Linked DNA regions of Homo sapiens: region 2 is linked to region 1. Evidence: read pairs that join two places in POLR2A ChIA-PET (ENCODE). Cell type or tissue: endothelial cell of umbilical vein. All regions are shown on one strand. Each heading gives the region's core, and the rest is flanking DNA. Links, peaks and the distances in the headings are about the cores only. Region 1 overlaps YJU2 (YJU2 splicing factor homolog). Region 2 overlaps DPP9 (dipeptidyl peptidase 9).

Evidence for each region. ChIA-PET counts read pairs that join two places held together with the same protein. Peaks named below come from ENCODE experiments on the same cell type or tissue, not always from the same donor. Only the 100,000 strongest peaks of a DNase experiment are listed, where the experiment ranks them.
Region 2: POLR2A ChIA-PET joins it to region 1 with 5 read pairs; 2 of 35 experiments call an interaction of 5 or more read pairs at or near these places.

Annotation. Positions count from the first base shown.
Region 1 is chr19:4,256,452-4,272,414 of GRCh38, reverse strand. YJU2 (YJU2 splicing factor homolog) reads right to left here. Exons shown (of 8, transcript NM_018074.6): 5 at 13,992-14,173; 6 at 10,301-10,421; 7 at 4,641-4,791; 8 at 3,327-3,831. The coding sequence ends at 3,719. Among named protein-coding and RNA genes, the nearest start is that of SHD, 15 kb to the left of the region's middle. In endothelial cell of umbilical vein, for the core only: no CTCF peak of the experiment used is centred there; no DNase peak of the experiment used is centred there.
Region 2 is chr19:4,693,270-4,695,769 of GRCh38, reverse strand. DPP9 (dipeptidyl peptidase 9) reads left to right here. Exons shown (of 22, transcript NM_139159.5): 12 at 215-392; 13 at 947-1,109. Among named protein-coding and RNA genes, the nearest start is that of DPP9-AS1, 15 kb to the right of the region's middle. RefSeq lists an enhancer at 520-1,719. In endothelial cell of umbilical vein, for the core only: no CTCF peak of the experiment used is centred there; a DNase peak (open chromatin) is centred at 1,199; H3K27ac peaks cover 1,058 bases.

The DNA of each region.
Region 1 (15,963 bases), core at 8,352-10,851:
GGTGATACACCTACCTCAGCCTCTGAAAGTGCTGGGATTACAGGTGTGAACCGCTGCGCCCGGCCCGAATAAACTTCTACTGTTTATAATTTACCCAGTCTGTGGTGTTCTGTGAAAGCAGCAGCAAATGGACAAAGACACAAGCTGCAGACAAGGTCTGTGTAGGTAAGAAACTGAGAGTGTTTTCTGGCCAACAGCCATGAGGGACTGAATTCTGTCAACAACCACAAAGGTTTGGCAGCAGGTCCTTCCCCAGTTGAGCCTTCAGATGACACCCCAGCCTGGGCCTGTGTCTTTTTTTTTTTTTTTTCTTTGAGACGGGAGTCTCGCTCTGTCCCCCTGGCTGGAGTGCAGTGGTGCAATCTTGGCTCACTGCAACCTCTGCCTCCTGGGTTCAAGTGATTCTCCTGTCTCAGCCTCCCAAGTAGCTGGAATTACAGGCATGTACCACCATGCCCAACTAATTTTTGTACTTTTTTGTAGTGACAGGGTTTTGCCATGTTGGCCAGGCTGGTCTTGAACTCATGACCTCAAGTGATCCGCCCGCCTCGGCCTGTGAAAGTGGTGGGATTACAGCCATGAGCCACTGCGCCCAGCCTGGCCTCTGTCTTGATTGCATTCTTGCTAAACCTTAAAGCGGGAGACCCAATGAAACCACACCCAGCTCTATGTTGTTTTTAAGTTGTTCAGTTTTGGTATAATTTGTTATGCAGCACCAGAAAACAAACAGAGGGAGAGATGGGCAATAAACACGTTCCCAAGGCATCCCCTCTGCATCTCCTTAGAACACACTCACCTGCTTTATTTTCACCACCTTCGGTATACATTATTTATATGTTATTGTAAAAATATATAATACATAAAAGTTTTTTGGGGGCCGGGTGCGGTAGCTCACGCCTGTAATCCCAGCAGTTTGGGAGCTGAGGCGGGCGAATCACTTGAGGTCAGGAGTTCGAGACCAGCCTGGCAACATGGCAAAACCCCATCTCTACTAAAAATACAAAAATTAAGCCAGGCAGGGTGGCGCGTGCCTGTCATCCCAGCTACTCTGGAGGCTGAGGCAGGAGAATCGCTTGAACCCGGGAGGCGGAGGTTGCAGTGAGCCGAGATCCTGCCACTGCACTCCAGCGGGGGTGATAGAGTGAGATGCTGTCTCAAAAAAAAAAAAAATTAAAATTAAAATAAGAACGGGTGTTGGAAGTGGGAGTTCAACTTTGTTTCTGCCAAATGCTCAGGGAACATTTGATAAACACAGGTTCCTTCCTTCCCTCTGCCAACTCCTTCTGCTGCCCCCGCCGAGGAGGGGAACTTCCCAGCCAGAGCTTTCTACTCATAAAGCCAGTGAGTCCCATCCTTGTTGAGTATGTAGAGCGCAGCCCCTTTGAAGGCAAATTGTAGCATCTTTTTTTTTAATTAATTATTTTTTGAGATGGAATCTCACTCTGTTGCCCAGGCTGGAGTGCAGTGGCATGATCTCAGCTCACTGCAACCTCCACCTTCCAGGTTCAAGTGATCCTCCTGCCTCAGCCTACCAATTAGCTGGGATTACAGGTGCCCGCCACCACATCTGACTAATTTTTTTATTTTTAGTGGGGGTGGTGGGAGTCTCACCATGTTGGCCAGGCTGGTCTTGAACTCCTGACCTCAGGTGATCTGCCCGCCGTGGCCTCCCAAAGTGCTGGGATTACATGCGTGAGCCACCGTGCCCCACCTTTCTTTAAAAAAAGACAAATTGAGAAACGGTCTGGCCATGTTGCCCAGTCTGGACTCGACCTCCTGTCTTCAACCAACCCTCCTGCCTCAGCCCCCCAAAGTCCTGGGATTACAGGAACATGCCACAGTTCCTGTCCTGGGCCTAGCTCCCCACCCCCCTCCCCCTTTTTCAGGCAGGATCTTGGTCTCTCACCAAGGCTGGAGTGCAGTGGTACAGTTACACCTCACTGCAGCCTCAATCTCCCGGGCTCAAGTGATCCTCCCACCTCAGCCTCCCAAGTAGCTGGGATTCCAGGCCTGAGCCACCACACCCGGCTGGAATTCCATTATTTATGCCAGAGTTCAGCCTTCACCTACTGGGGACATTGGGTTCGTTCCCCATAATGTTGCTGCTAAACACAGTGTCACGACAAACCTCCTCGTGGGTGTTTCCTTATGAATGTGGGCAAATACCTCTTAGAACAGACAGCCAGAAATGGAACTGCCTACTCAAAGAAGGTTCATATTGTTCACTTTAAAAGATTCCAGGCTGGTGCAGTGTCTCACGCCTGTAATCCCTGCACTTTGGGAGGCTGAGGCAGTCAGATCACCTGAGGTCAGGAGTTCAAGACCAGCCTGGCCAAGATGGTGAGACCCGTCTCTACTAAAAACACAAAAATTAGCTGGGCGTGGTGGCAGGCACCTGTAATCCCAGCTGCTGGGGAGGCTGAGGCAGAGAATTGCTTGAACCTGGGAGGTGGAGGTTGCAGTGAGCCAAGATCACACCACTGCACTCTAGCCTGGGCAACAGAGGGAGACTCTGTCTCAAACAAACAAACAAAAAGATTGTACAGGCAGGGCACAATGGCTCAGGCCTGTAATCTTAGCACTTTGGGAGGCTGAGGCAGGCAGATCACCTGAGGTCAGGAGTTCAAGACCAGCCTGGCCAACATGGTGAAACCCTGTCTCTACTAAAAATACAAAAATTAAGCCAGGCGTGGTGGCGGGCGCCTGTAATCCCAGCTACTCTGGAGGCTGAGGCAGGAGAATCGCTTGAACCCGGGAGGCGGAGGTTGCAGTGAGCCAAGATCGCGCCATCGCACTCCAGCCTGGGGGACAAGAGCGAGACGTCGTCTCCAAAAAAAAAAAAAAAAAAAAAAGGTAAAGAAAGAAAAAAAAAAAGAAGAGAAAACAAAAAGAGCCCAGATGCACACTCAGGCGACAACTAAATATAAATATCTGGGCTCATGCCTGTTACAGTGGCTTATGCCTGTGACCCCAGCACTTTGTGAGGCTGAGGCAGGAGGATCACTTGAGCCCATGAGTTCAAGATCAGCCTGGGCAACATGATGAAACCCAGTCTCTACTAAATATACAAAAAGTTAGCCAGGAATGGTGGCATCCACCTGAGGTCTCAGCGACTCGCGAGGCTGAGGTGGGAGGATCACCTGAGCTCGGAAGTTCAAGGCTGCAGTGAGTCAAGAATACGCTACCGCACTCCAGCCTGGGCAACAGAGTGAGATCCTGTCTCAAGACACAAACAAACCTCTGTGGAATGACCCTCGAATTGTGCTAACAGAGGAGGTCCTGGGACCTCCTCATCAGACTCTGGGAGAGAGAAGGGGCCCAGGCGGTTGGCAGGTTTCCTTTTATTGGTTCTAGACAGTTTGTGGAAGGAAGAGATGAGGCCATCTAGAGGCCGGCAGGCTCGCCCAGTGCCCCAAACACTGCCACCCTGAAGTAGTGTTGGAAGCTGCTCCAGGGATGTTGCAGCCCTAAGCACAGTGACAGGTGGGGGCAGGAGCAGCAGGGGTCCCCGAGGTGTTGAGAGGCTGGTGAGGGCACAGAGAAGGGACCTCCTGGGGCTGAGGCCCCTGGTGGCCCTATGTGTTGGAGCACGCTGGCGCTTGTCTGTCCGGCCTCCAGTCACGCCAAGGCCTCCTGCCCTGACCACCAGCAATGCTGGCCTCAATGTGGCTGAAGCTGGACGTGTGACTTTGACCCCGTGAGGGGGTCCTGGGAGGGCTCAGTTGCTGCCGTTGCTGTCGTCACTGTCCAGGTATGCACCCAGTTGGCTCAGGGAGGACGCGCCAGGCGTCAGGGGTGTAGGGTTGGCCTCCTTCCTGTTCTGCGGGGCTCCTGGTGGGAGAGCGAGAGTTAGCTCATCTCAGCTCCACAGCAGACAGGCCAGGGACAAGGCACGGGGCCGGCCACCTCTGCAGGTTTGCAAGGTCCAGAGGTGACAGCATGTGAATGGCCTGGCCTTTCTGGATGGCACCTGATGGGACCCATTGCAGATTTACATCTGCACACCCGGGACTCAACAGCTCCGCTTCTGAACAATGGCCAATGCAAACCTTGCCCAGGCAGGCAACGTGCGCTGCCAAGAATGGAAATGGCGCAAAGTTCACAGTCCAGTCACTGTGGACTTAATCGCCTTAGGAAACATCATACTAAGGCAACTAAAAGACAAAAACAGGCCGGGCGCGGTGGCTCATGCCTGTAATCCCAGCATTTTGGGAGGCCGAGGTGAGTGGATCACCTGAGGTCGGGAGTTCCAGACCAGCCTGACCAACATGGAGAAATCCCACCTCTACTAATAATACAAAAATTTAGCCGGGCGTGGTGCTGTAGTCCCAGCTACTTGGGAGGCTGAGGCAGAGAACTGCTCAAACCAGGGAGGCGGAGGTTGCGGTGAGCCGAGATGGCACCACTGCACTCCAGCCTGGGCAACAGAGCAAGACTCTGTCTCAAAAAAAAAAAAAGAAAAAAGAAAAAAGAAAAAAAGAAGCCGCCTGCCTTCTCTGCTCACTCCACTAATTGGTCCTGTGGGGGTCGCAGGCCGCCCCCACCCACCCCATGAAGTCTCTGTAACTGCAAAGGGAGCTGCTGCCACCTACAGGCCACTATAGAAACCGCGCCCGGCTCTGGGAACTCTGTGACCTTACCTGGGGTGGGGGCCGCCTGAGGCTGCCCGTTGCTGCAGTCCGGGTCGGCCTTTGCCTTCTTCACCACGACCAGCCTCGACAGCGGGGGCCGGCTGCCCAGGCTGCCAACGCTCTGCTCCCAGACCTCCACCTTCCTCTTGGGCTTTGGGGCCTGCAGGTGATGGGGACACATGTGGGGGTCTGGCCCGGATCCAGGGCCCAGTCTGGCCCCTCGCCACAACCCCTGCTCACTGCCCCATGCCCACTCTTCCACTGCTGCACTGACCACATTCCTCCTCTGCTCTAAACTCCTCTATGGCTCCCCACTGCCCTAGGCTTGGCACTCAAGGCCTCTGCCCATTCTCCATCCCACATAGCCTGGTCTGGCACTTCCTGAGTCACACCATGGCTTCTCATCTCCACGCCTTTACCCATGCTATTCCCTTCACCAGGGATGCCCCCTTTTCCATGCACTCGCTTGGTGAACTCCTACTCACCCTTCAATACCCAACACAAGACACCCCTCCTCTGAGAAGCCCATCATGGTTCAAGCTCACATGCAGGCTGCATGTCCACGCTCACAGTGCCCTCTGCTGGCTGTTATAACTCTCTCCCCAACTCTGCCGTGAGCTCCTGTCTTCCCCACTGCTGGCTCTGCGGTGCCACAAACAGTTCCTGGCACAAGGAGGTGCTCAATGTACTTGAGAGAACGAGTGAAAATGGAGGAAGCCGCCTTGAGAAAGAGTTAGGGGCAGGTAGAAAAGGCCTCCAGCTCCTTAACTGCAACAGAAGGGACCCTTTAATCTATATTATTAAAAAAATTTTTTTGGGGGGAAGGTCTCACTCTATTGCCCAGGCTGGAGTGCAGTGGTGCAATCATAGCTCACTGCAGCCTCGAACTCCTGGGCTCAAGCGATTCTCCTGCCTCAGCCTCCTGCAGGTGCACGCCACCATGGCAGGCTAACATTTTTAATTTTTGTAGAGACGGGATCTCGCTATGTTGCCCAGGCTGGTCTCAAACTCCTGGCTCAAGCGATCCTCCCGTCTCAGCGTCCCAAAGAGCTGGGATGACAGGCGTGAGCCACTGCATCTAGCCTCTTCAATCTGTTTTATGTTTAAATAGAGGAAGTGGTAACCACTGGGTTAAGGAAGTCCCAATGGGTGCTCTGCCCTCACGGAGCTCACCGTGTGGGGAGGGAGAGGGACAAGGAGACCAATACCCAGGATAACATCCATCTGGGTGAGAGAGAAGCCAGGGTGCGTGAGCTTGAATTGTGAGGATGAGCTTCTCAGAGGAAGGGCGTCTTGCATTGGGTATTGAAGGGCGAGTAGGAGTTCACCAAGCGAGTGCTTGGCAAAGGGGGCATCCCAGGTAAGGGGAATGGCATGGGTAAAGGCGTGATGAGAAGCCACAGTGTGATTCAGGAAGTGCCAGGGCAGGCTAGGTGGGATGGAGAATGGGCAGAGACCTTGAGTGCCAAGCTGACGGTGTGAGGGGCGGCCACTGCTAAGGTGGTGGAGAGGCCTCCTTAAAGTTGTGGCTCTGGGCCGGGCGCAGTGGCTCATGCTTCTAATCCCGGCACTTTGGGAGGCCAAGGCAGGTGGATCACGAGGTCAGATAGAGACCATCCTGGCTAACACGGTGAAAGCCCGTCTCTACTATAAATACAAGAAATTAGCCAGGCTTGGTGGCACACGCCTGTAATCCCAGCTACTCGGGAGACTGAGGCAGGAGAATCGCTTGAACCTGGGAGGCAGAGGTTGCAGTGAGCCGAGATCGTGCCACTGCACTCCAGCCTGGGTGACAGGGCGAGACGCCGTCTCGAAAAAAAAAAAAAAAAATGTCGTAGCTCTGGGCTGATGTCAAAATGAGGAAAAGAAGTCAAAAGGCACAGATGGCCAGGCACAGAGGCACACACCTGTAATCCCAACACTTTGGGAGGCCGAGGCGGGTGGACCACTTGAGGTCAAGAGTTCGAGACCAGCCTGGTCAACATGGTGAAACCCCGTCTCTTTATTAATAAAAAGAAAATACAAAACCTAGCCAGGTGTGGTAGCACACGCCTGTAATCCCAGCTACTCAGGAGGCTAAGGCAGGACAATTGCTACAGGCTGGGAGCCGGAGGTTGCAGTGAGCCGAGACCGTGCCACTGCACTCCAGCCTGGGCGAAAGAACAAGACCGTCTCAAAAAAAAAAAAGTTACCTAGGTTAGTTCCCAAACCTGTTTCTACAGGTGGTACTCATCATCATTAAACTAAACTAAGGATTGGGAGGCCAAGGCGGGAGGACTGCTTGAGGATAGGAGTTTGAGACCAGCCTAGACAACATACAGACTCGCCTCTAAAAAAAAAAAAAGAAAAGAAAATTAAAAATTAGCTGGCTGTGGTGGCACACACTACACACTTGTGGGTCCCAGCTACTTGAGAGGCTGAGGTGGGAGGATCATTTGAGCCCAGGAGTTGGAGGCTGCAGCGAGCTGTGATCGCGTCACTGCACTCCAGCCTGGGTGACAGAGCAAGACCTCATCTCTAAAATAAAAATAAAATAAACCAAGAAAACGCAAGTGTGGAGATATTCCTTCCTATAAAAGTTAGGGTGAAGGTTTGAAAAGTCTTGATGAAGGTGAATCACGTTAAAACCAAATAAAACACCTGCTATCAAATCAGGTAGAGGCACAAGACTGAGGGAGTAAATCAAAAAAGGTTGGACTGCTTTCAAAGTACCTTTACTCTGTTGATTCATTCAAAAAAAAAAGAAAAGAAGAGAGGAAGTTGTAGACAATGAATTCTGGGAGTGGTTTATGTGAGAACCACAGTGTGAGAACTCTAATCAGAGGACACAGCTTCAAAGAAAATGTCTTTTAGAAAAATGTCTTGGGGCCAGACATGGTGGCTGATGTCTGTAATCCCTGTGCCTTGGCGGGAGAACTGCTTGAGGCCAGGTGCGTGAGACCAGCCTGGGCAACACAGCAAGACCGCATCTCTGCAAAAAGAATTTGAAAAATTAGGGGCCAGGCACAGTGGCTCACGCCTGTAATCCCAGCACTTTGGGCGGCCGAGTCAGGTGAATCACCTGAGGTCAGGAGTTCTAGATCAGCCTGGCCAACATGGTGAAACGCCATCTCTACTAAAAATACAAAAATTAGCCGGGCATGGTGGCAGGCGCCTGTAATCCCAGCTACTTGGGAGGCTGAGGCAGTAGAATCGCTTGAACCCGGGGGGCGAAGGTTGCAGTGAGCCAAGATCACACCACTGCACTCCAGCCTGGGCAACAAGAGTGAAACTGTCTAAAAAAAAAAAAAGAAAGAAAGAAAAGAAAAATTAGCCAGGCGTGGTGGTGCGTGCCTGTGGTCCCAGCTGCTCAGGAGACTGAGGTGGGAGGATTGCTTGAGCCTAGGAGGTTCAGGCTGCAGTGAGCTGGGACTGCATTACTGCACTCCAGCCTGGGCAACAGAGTAAGACCCTGTGTCAAACAAACAAACAAAAAAGGAAGAAAGAACAATCGTTTCTTTTTTTTTTTTTTTTTTTTTTTTTGAGACAGAGTCTCGCTCTGTCGCCCAGGCTGGAGTGCAGTGGCACAATCTCGGCTCACTGCAAGCTCCACCTCCTGGGTTCACGCCATTCTCCTGTCTCAGCCTCCTGAGTAGCTGGGACTACAGGCGCCCGCCACCACGCCCGGCTAATTTTTTGTATTTTTAGCAGAGATGGGGTTTCACCGTGTTAGATAGGATGATCTCGATCTCCTGACCTCGTGATCCACCCGCCTTGGCCTCCCAAAGTGCTGGGATTACAGGTGTGAGCCACCGCGCCCGGCCGAGAACAATCGTTTCTGTGTGTCTGTGTTATTGGTTTATGAGCCCCTACTTTTACCACCTTCTTCAATGAACAAACCAGAGTGGCTGAGGCCACCTTGGATGAGTCAGCTGTGGTGGAAAATGCTGGTCATCCACCAAAACTCCTTCCTCCTTTTTTTTTTTTTTTTTTTTGAGATAGAGTCTCACTCTGTTGCCCAGGCTGGAGGGCAATGGCACAATCTCAGCTCACTGCAACCTCTGCCTCCCAGGTTCAAGTGATTCTCCTGCCTCAGCCTCCCGAGTAACTGGGATTACAGGCAGGCACCGCCATGTCCAGCTAATTTTTGTATTTTTAGTAGAGACAGGGTTTCTCCATGTTGGCCAGGCTGGTCTCGAACTCCTGACCTCAGATGATCCGCCTGCCTCGGCCTCCCAAAGTGCTGGGATTACAGCACTTTGAGCCACGGTGCCCGGCCTCCCTTCGTTCTAGTTGGCAGCACAGCCAGGCACGGACCAGCTGGAGGATGCATCTCACAGTTTCCTTCGCCACCAGATGGGGCCTTGTGACTATGCTGTGGCCTCTGGCATGAGAGAAGAACTGAGGTGGGCCGCATCTGAGGCTGCGTGGTCCTCCACACACTTTTTGCCTTCCCACAGCCGGACCCTGAAGGTGCTCTGAGCCAGCTGTGGCCACAGCGCAGGAAGCCGTGCTCCAGAAGGAAGGAGGCTGAGTCCCTGAATGGTTCCAAGGAGCAGAGCTGCCCGAAGTCCTAGACTGTCAGCCCAGGGCTGTTATGACTGAGAAATAAATTTCTATGTTCTTTCTTTACATTCTCTTCTTTCGGCAGCTTAAACAGGGGTTGGCGAATTACAGACCCATAGGCCTGCCACCAGTTTTAGTAAATTAAGTTTTTTTTTTTTTTTTTTTGAGACAGAGTCTCATTCTGTCACCCAGGCTGGGGTGCAGTGGCACGATCTCGGCTCGCTGCAACCTCCGCCTCCCGGGTTCAAGCGATTCTCCTGCCTCAGCCTTCTGAGTAGCTGGGATTACAAGCGTGAGCCACTGCACTCAGCCTTAATTTTTATTTGTTTATTTTAGACAGGGTCTCACTCTTGCTCAGGCTGGAGTTCGGTCATACTGATGCAGCTCACTGCAGCCTTGACCTTCTGGGCTCAAGCGGTCCTCCTGCCTCAGTCTCTCAAACAGCTGGGACCACAGACATGCACCACCACCCATGACTAATTTTTGTAATTTTGTAAAGAAGGGGTCTCACTTTGTTGCCCAGGCTGGTCTCAAACTCCCGGCCTCAAGCGATCCTCCTGCCTTGGCCTCCCAAAATGCTGGGATTACAGGCATGAGCCACTGCACCCCGCCTATAAATAAAGATTTATTGGCACCAGGCAACACCCACTTATTTACACCTGATCATGGGTGTTTTGGGCTACAGCCACAGGGTGGAGGAGTTAGGGTGCAGACTGGCCTTTTAAGAAAAAGTCAAGTTCTGGTCGGGCATGGTGGCTCACGCCTGTAATCCCAGCACTTTGGGAGGCCTAGGCGGGCGGATCACGAGGTGAAGAGATTGAGACCATCCTTCCCAACATGGTGAAACCCCATCTCTACTAAAAATACAAAAAATTAGCTGGGCTTGGTGGCGCGTGCCTGTAGTCCCAGCTACTCGGGAGGCTGAGGCAGGAGAATCGCTTGAACCTGGGAGGCAGAGGTTGCAGTGAGCCAAGATCGTGCCACTGCACTCCAGCCTAGGCGACAGAGCGAGACTCCGTCTCAAAAAACAAAAACAAAAAACAAAAGAAAAAGTCAAGCTGACCCCTGGCTTCAGTTGTCCCTAGTTCACCTGGGAGCCCCCAGGACTCAGGCACCCCACTTACCTCATCCAGGATGGCGGTGGGGTTGGGCCGAAGGGCTGGCTGCAGGGGCGAGGGAGCAGCCTCATCCTCTGAGTCGGAGTCCTCCAGCAGTCTTCGCTTTCTGGCTTCCTCCAACAGGGCCCTGTGGGATGGAAGATGGGAACTTGGACGTGCTCTGTTTGGGGAACAGTGCCTGGGATGTACCTGCTGGGGTGGCGAGGGGCCTGGGTGCCTGGAGACCTCTTCCTGCCCTCAGTGAGCAGGGGTGGGAGGGAGTAGGGGGAGCACAGATTACTTTTTTTTTTTAAGAGACAAGGTCTCACTCTGTCACTCAGGGAGGGTGAAGTGGCACAATCACAGCTCACTGCAACCTCAACCTCCTGGGCTCAAGCGATCCTCCCCACTCAGCTTCCTGAGTAGCTGGGTCCACAGGCGTGTTCCTATGCCTTATTAAATTTTATTTCATTTTATTTTTGAGACAGAGTCTCGCTCTGTTGCCCAGGCTGGAGTGCAGTGGCGCAATCTTGGCTCACTGCAACCCCCACCTCCCAGGTTGAAGCGATTCTCCTGCCTCAGCTTCCCAAGTACCTGGGATTACAGGTGCCTGCCACCACACCCGGCTAATTTTTGTATTTTTTTTTTCTTTTTTGAGATGGAGTCTTTGTTGTCCAGGCTGGAGTGCAGTGGCGTGATCTTGGCTCACTGCAACCTCCGCCTCCTGGGTTCAAGCGATTCTCCAGCCTCAGCCTACCGAGCAGCTAGGACTACAGGCACGCACCACCGTGTCCAGCTAATTTTTGTATTTTTAGTAGAGGCGGGGTTTCGCCATCTTGGCCAGGCCGGTCTCTAATTCTGGGAGTGGTTTATGTGAGAACCACAGTGTGAGAACTCTAATCAGGGGATATAGCTTCAAAGAAAATGTCTTTTAGAAAAATGTCTTGGGGCCAGACATGGTGGCTGATGTCTGTAATCCCTGTGCCTTTAGAGGCCAAGGCAGGAGAAATGCTTAAGGCCAGGAGCATGAGACCAGCCTGGGCAACACAGCAAGACCGCATCTCTGCAAAAAGGATTTTAAAAATCAGGGGCCTACATCCCCTTACCTGGGATGACCCCTTTGCCAAGCACTCGCTTGGTGAACTCCTACTCGACCTTCAATACCCAATGCAAGACGCTCTTCCTCTGAGAAGCTCATCCTCATAATTCAAGCTCACGCATCCTGGCTTCTCTCTCACCCAGATGGATGTTGTCCTGGGTATTGGTCTCCTTGTCCCTCTCCCTCCCCACACAGTGAGCTCCGTGAGGGCAGAGCACCCATTGGGACTTCCTTAACCCAGTGGTTACCACTTCCTCTATTTAAACATAAAACAGATTAAAGGGGCCAGATGCAGTGGCTCATGCCTGTCATCCCAGCTCTTTGGGACGCTGAGACGGGAGGATCGCTTGAGCCAGGGGTTAGAGACCAGCCTGGGCAACATAGCGAGACCCCGTCTCTAAAAAAATTAAAAATGTTAGCTAGGACTACAGGCACATACCACCATGTCCAGCTAATTTCTGTAGTTTTAGTAGAGACGGGGTTTCACCATCTTGGCCAGGCTGGTCTCGAACTCCTGACCTCAGGTGATACGCCCACTTCAGCCTCCCAAAGTGCTGGGATTACGGGCGTGAGCCACCGACCGCACCTAGTCTACTTTTTAATTTTCATTTTTTTTAGGAGGAATCTTGCTCTGTCGCCCAGGCTGGAGTTCAGTGGCACCATCTCGGCTCACTATAACCTCTGCCTCCCGGGTTCAGGCAATTCTCCTGTCTCAGCCTCTGGAGCAGCTGGAATTACAGGCATCTGCCACCACGCCCAGCTAATTTGTTTTTGTATTTTTAGTACAGATGGGGTTTCGCCATGTTGGCCAGGCTGGTCTCGAACTGCTGACCTCAGGTGATCCGCCCGCCTCAGCCTCCCACAGTGCAGGATGGCAGGCAGGAGACCCTGCGCCCGGCCCCTTCTACTTTTTTACATTAACTTTTCCGTGTCCACCGAGGGCAGTGGTGTGGTTAAGTGCCTGGATGCCGGAACCAGCCTGTCTGGATGGAGCCTGGAGGGTAACCTTGGTGGGGCTCATGCCTGGACCTCCCTGGACCTCAGTCCCCTCCATGATGAAGATCACACTGACCCCCAGGGCTGTGTGGGTAGTGAGGTTACAGCCACGCCCGGCACCCGGAAGGTGCAGGATGAACGCAGGCTCCCAACACTGTTCTGCACGGTATCGCTGCTCTGCACACCCATCAGGCACTGACGTGGAACCTACCAGAACCTACCTGCTGGAAGCCCTGGGGACACAGGAGAGGCCACCACGTCCCTGTCCTTACAGCTCAGATTCTAAAGGAGGGAGGGGAGATGAGGCACCAGGAAAGGAGGGGATCAGCACGCGGGCTCAGAGGTGGTCGGCGTCAAAGGCATTCACCAGCCAACCACAGGGGCTCACACGTGTCATCCAGCACTTCAGGAGACTAAGGTGGGAGGATCGCTTGAGGCCAGGAGTTCAAAACCAGCCTGTCCAACATAGCGAGGTCCTGTCTCTACAGAAATAAAAACAATTAGCTGGGCATGGTGATGTGTCCCTGTGGTCCCAGCTACCCAGAAGGCTGAGGCAGGAGGAACGCTTGAGCCCGGGAGATGGAGGCTACAGTGAGCTATGACTGCACTACTGCACTCCAGCCTGGGCGGCAGAGCAAAACCCCGTCTCAAAGAAAAAGAAAAGCGTCGTCCGGGCGCGGTGGCTCACGCCTGCAATCCCAGCACTTTGGGAGGCCGAGGCGGGCGGATCACGAGGTCAGGAGATCGAGACCATCCTGGCTAACACGGTGAAACCCCATCTCTACTAAAAATTACAAAAAATTAGCCGGGCTTGGTGGCGGATGCCTCTAATCCCAGCTACTCGGGAGGCTGAGGCAGAATGGCATGAACCCGGGAGGCGGAGCTTGCAGTGAGCGAGATGGCGCCACTGCCCTCCAGCCTGGGCAGCAGAGGGAGACTCCGTCTCAAAAAAAAAAAAAAAAAAAAAAAAAAAAAGAAAAGTGTTCACCCAGGAGGCCTGAGGCTGTGTCCTCAGAAGGCGGCTGGTGAGGGCGTCCCTTGGTGGGTGTCCGGGAGCCTGTGCTGGGGGCCTCCCACCCTCATGGATGGGACGGGCTCTGGGGCTTCAGCTGTTCCTGCAAACACCATGGTTTATGCGTGACCCCTGCTTTCCTCTGGAGTCTGGAATCCCGGCATGGGTGAGGCAGCGGGGGCTGTGGGACCAGGCCCCATAGGAACCCCACGCTGGGTCTCTAGGAGCTTCCCTAGTGATGGCGCCTTTCTCGAGTCCTCCAGGCTGGTGCTAGGGGATGAGGCGCGTCCTGCGAAGCTCCACCAGGAGAGGATCTGGAAGGCCTGGCCCCCGACACACCACACATGCCTTTCCCCTTTGCTGAATCTGCTGTGTCCTCTCGCTGTGACAAACCGCAGCCATGCGGGCGACCACGTGCTAAGTCACCGTGCCCGGCAGTGGCCTGGGACCCCCTCGAGAGACGCCACAAGGGAGAAAGTGAGATGGGCGGTGGGAAAGGGGTCCTTGCAAAGGCGACACTCCAGAGAGCGGGGAAAGGGTCTGGGGCAGAGGCAGCGCCTGCCGGGGCAGAGGCTGCGAGGTGGGGCTGGGTTGGGCCGGCCCTGACTCACGCGGTCTCCTGCTCGTCCTCCTCCTGCTGCTGCCTCCGCCGCTCCTCCTCCGACAGGCGGTGCTGCCTCAGCATAGCCTCGAAGTCCACGTGCGCCTGCCGCTGGTTCAGGTCTTTCAGCTCCTGGAGGTTCTCCAGCACCTCCATCTCCAGCTTGGAGTCCTTGGTCCGGTTCTCCAGCACCTGGCGGGCGCGGGGCGGCGGGGCTGAGTGCATGGGGATCGCACCACGGGGCAAACCCTGTCTGGCCTCGGGGGCCACTGCGGGCCACGGGAGGAACCCCTACCCCCACGTTTCCATCCTGCTCAGGGAACCCCCTGCCCATGCCCAGCGCTGTGTCCATTTCACAGGTGAGAACACTCAGGTCTGGGGAGGGAAAGTGACCACATGGGGCTGAGCAGTGGTGGAGCCGGGATCTGAGCCCTGGGGCAGGGTGGGGTGGAAAGAGGCTGGCTCTGGACCCAGGTGGCCTGGATTTCTGGCCTGGTGCCATCTTTCAGTAAGAATAATAAGGAAAAATTTGGCCAGGCACAGTGGCTCACGTCTGTAATCCCAGCATTTTGGGAGGCCGGAGCGGGCGGATCACCTGAGATCAGGAGTTCGAGACCAGCCTGGCCAACATGGTGAAACCCTGTCTCTACTAAAAATACAGGCTGGGTGTTATGGGTCACGCCTGTAATCCCAGCACTTTGGGAGGCCGAGGCAGACAGATCACTTGAGGTCAGGAGTTCAAGACCAGCCTGGCCAACATGACGAAACCCCATCTCTACTAAAAATACAAAAAGTAGCTGGGCGTAGTGGCATGTGCCTGTAATCCCAGCTACTTGGGAGGCTGAGGCAGGAGAATTGCTTGAACCCGGGAGGCAGAGGTTGCAGTGAACCAAGATTGCACCACTGGACTCCAACCTGGGTGACAGAGTGAGACTCCATCTCAAAAAAATAAATAAATAATAAAAATACAAAAATTATCCAGGCGTGGTGGCACACACCTGTAATCCCAGCTACTTGGGAGGCTGAGGCAGGAGAATCACTTGAACCCAGGAGGCAGAGGTTGACTGAGCTCAGATCGTGCCAATGCATTCCAGCTTGGGTGACAGAGCGAGACTCTATCTCAAAAATAATAATATTAAGGAAAAATTGTAAAAGACAACCTGAGCACCTACTGTACACCGGGCCCTGGGCTAAGAGGTTTCCATATGCCATCTCATTTAATCCTCACAACCCCCATTTTACAGAAACGGAAACTGAGGCTGAGGGAGGCGAGTCTGGTGGCCACGGGTCCCTGAGAAGTGGCTTTGGAGCCAGGCAGGTTGGGAGTGAATCCTGCCTGGCTGCTTCCCAGTGCTGTGACCTTGTTGTATTTACCCTTTGGAAAAATGGCAATTCTGACAGTTTAAAAGTATGTCCACAAACTCTCTGATGCTCCTCCATTTAAGGGGTGGAGGTGACTCCCCTCCCCTTGAGCAGGGGCTGGACAAGCTACTTGCTCTAATGGAATATGACAGAAATAATGGCACGTAACTTCTGAGACTAGGATGTAAAAGCACAGGCCTTCCTCCTTGCTCTCACTCTTGGGTCACATGCTCTGGGGTACGCAGCTGCCATGTTGTGAGGTTGCTCAAGCAGCTCCCCACACAGCGAGGAACTGAGGCTGACAGCCAACAGCCAGTAGAGGGAGCCAGTTTGCGAGTGGCTCCTCCAGCCCCAGTCCAGCCTTCAGATGATACTGCCCTGGCCAACACCTTGACTGCAACCTCATGGGAGCCCCCAAGCCACAACCATCCAGCTCAGCTGCTTCTGGATGCCTGACTCTCAAAAACTGTGGGATAATAAATGTTTGTTGTTTTCAGTCACTAAGTTTTGGGATAACCTGTTATGTAGCAATAGCTGACTAACACCAGGGTAAGAGCCCCTTGCTGTCAGTGTGGAGGTAACTAAATTCACACACAGACAGCAGTGCGACAGGCCCAGGC
Region 2 (2,500 bases), core at 1-2,500, 430 kb before region 1:
GAAATCTTGTCACCCATCCTGTCCTCCCCTAAGCATGTGCCAGGAAGGAAGCCTGTGGGTGCTGCAGGGTTACTTGGCCAAGTGCAGGTGAAGCCAGCGCAGGAAGCCCAGCCCTGATTCCACACGGGTTTGGACGCTGCGTCCCCAGCTTCTCTGTGCAGGCCACTGAGGCTCCCAGCTTCCCTCTCATCTTCCCCCGCATCTTCCCCCTTAGCGCCTGGGCCATGTTCCTGGACCGGCCCCAGCAGTGGCTCCAGCTCGTCCTCCTCCCCCCGGCCCTGTTCATCCCGAGCACAGAGAATGAGGAGCAGCGGCTAGCCTCTGCCAGAGCTGTCCCCAGGAATGTCCAGCCGTATGTGGTGTACGAGGAGGTCACCAACGTCTGGATCAATGTAAGCGGGGCAAGCGCTGGCTGTATGCCCGCCTGGGCCCTGGAGTCACACTGTCCCCACCCCCACGTCCTAGAAGGCTGAGCGCCAATGGCAGGTGGTGTTTGCCCTTGTGTGGAGAAGTGAGCTCAGGCCTTGGCCATCCCTGGCTGGCAGGGAAGAGGGTCTAGGGGGGTTGGTGAGTCTGGCAGCCATTGGAGCCTCTCCCCTCATCTATTTTTTTCTTTAATTAGAGACAGGGTTGCTCTGTTGCCCAGACTAGAGTGCAGTGGTGTGGTCATAGCTCACTGCAGCCTTGACCTCCTGGGCCTAAGTGATCCTCCCACCTCAGCCTCCAGAGTAGCTAGGACCACAAGCCTGCACCACCATGCCTGGCTAATTTATTTATTTATTTTTAGAGGTGGGGTCTTACTATGTTGTCCAGGCTGGTCTCTGAAATTCCTGGGCTCAAGCAAGTCTCCTGCCCCAGCCTCCCAAACTACTGGGATTACTGGTGTGAGCCACCATGCCCGGCCACCCACACCTTCTGACGCATCTTCTATCTGCTTTCCGGACAGGTTCATGACATCTTCTATCCCTTCCCCCAATCAGAGGGAGAGGACGAGCTCTGCTTTCTCCGCGCCAATGAATGCAAGACCGGCTTCTGCCATTTGTACAAAGTCACCGCCGTTTTAAAATCCCAGGGCTACGATTGGAGTGAGCCCTTCAGCCCCGGGGAAGGTGAGCAGAGCCTGACGAATGCTGTCGACTCATCGCGTTAGTCACGTGTGGTTCAATATGCTGTTTGTTCATTGGTCGGCCCCCCCACTCAGCCAGCACACCCTGCGGGAGAAGGAACAGGGATCGGCAGGAAGCCAGCCTTCCCCAGTGACTGCATGATCTGGCAGGGCTTAGAGCACCCAACTGTTGGCTTATTCAGGCAGCAGATTTACTGAGCACCTCCCCTGTGCCAGGCCCTTAGCACAACCAGGGGTTGGCCACCTACGGCCCACAGGTCAAATCCGGCCCACCACCTGTGTTCATAAATAAAGTTTTATTGGCACTGAGCCACAGCCACTTGTTTACAGAGACTGTCTGTGGTCGCTTTTGTGCTGCAGCAGCAGAACTGGGTAGTCCCAGCAGAAACTGTTGTGCAAGGCCAAGATTTACTGTCTAGCCCTTTGTAGAAACATTTGCCAGCTCCTGCTGTAGGTAGCTGTGATGGAATTGTTCACTGTAAATAAAGAAAAAGGAAAATCCCTGCTCTTGGGACCTTCTAGTGGAGGAGGCAGTATTCCAGAAACAGTTAGAGGTGCTGCCTCTGGTGTGATGTGCGTGGTGGAAGGAAATGCAGTCGGGCGAGAGGCTTGAGGGTGAGGGGCCTTCTTTCTACAACGGGAGGGCATGAGGACGTCTCTGGAGAGCATGCTGTGGAGGTGAGGGGTCCACACCACGGCTCTGGGCAGAGCCACAGCCCGTACAAAGGCCCTGGGGCAGGCAGGACTGTTCCTGGCATGTTGGAGGAATAGGGAGGAGGCCCCTGTGGCTGGAGCACAGGGAGGAGGGGGAGAGAGGGAGGAGAGGGTGGGGAGAGAAAAAGCAGATGGTGCAGGGCCTGCTGGGGCTCCAGGAGGACTTGGGCTTTGACCCCGAGAGAAATAGGAAGTCGTCACCCTCACCTCAGTTTCAGATGACTCCTCTGGTTGCAGCTTGCACACAGGCCCAGGGGCCGGGAGAGGCGACAGGCTTGCTGTCATGGCAGTGGCTGAGCTGTCCTGGTGGGTCTGATTCTGGATGTGCTTGGACAGCTGAGCCCACACCGTTTGCAGTGGAAAGGGTGGGGGATCAGAGAGGAGGGAGGCGGCATGGATGCCCGGAGGGCTCCGCAGGTCCAGTCTAAGACAGACTCAGAGAGGGACTGTTCTAGGAGAGAAAAAATCCAGAGTCGGGTTTGGATGTGTTCAAGTTGAGGTGCCCGGTAGTGGAGATGCTGTATGGGCCAGTTCCCGTGCCTGGAGCTCAGGGAACCGAGACTCCTGGTGGGATTGCAGGTGTCCTTGCACACTGACAGTGTCAGCCTCGGGATGGGACAGAGCTCCCAAGGGTCACTTCTGGATAGAGAGGTGGGGTGG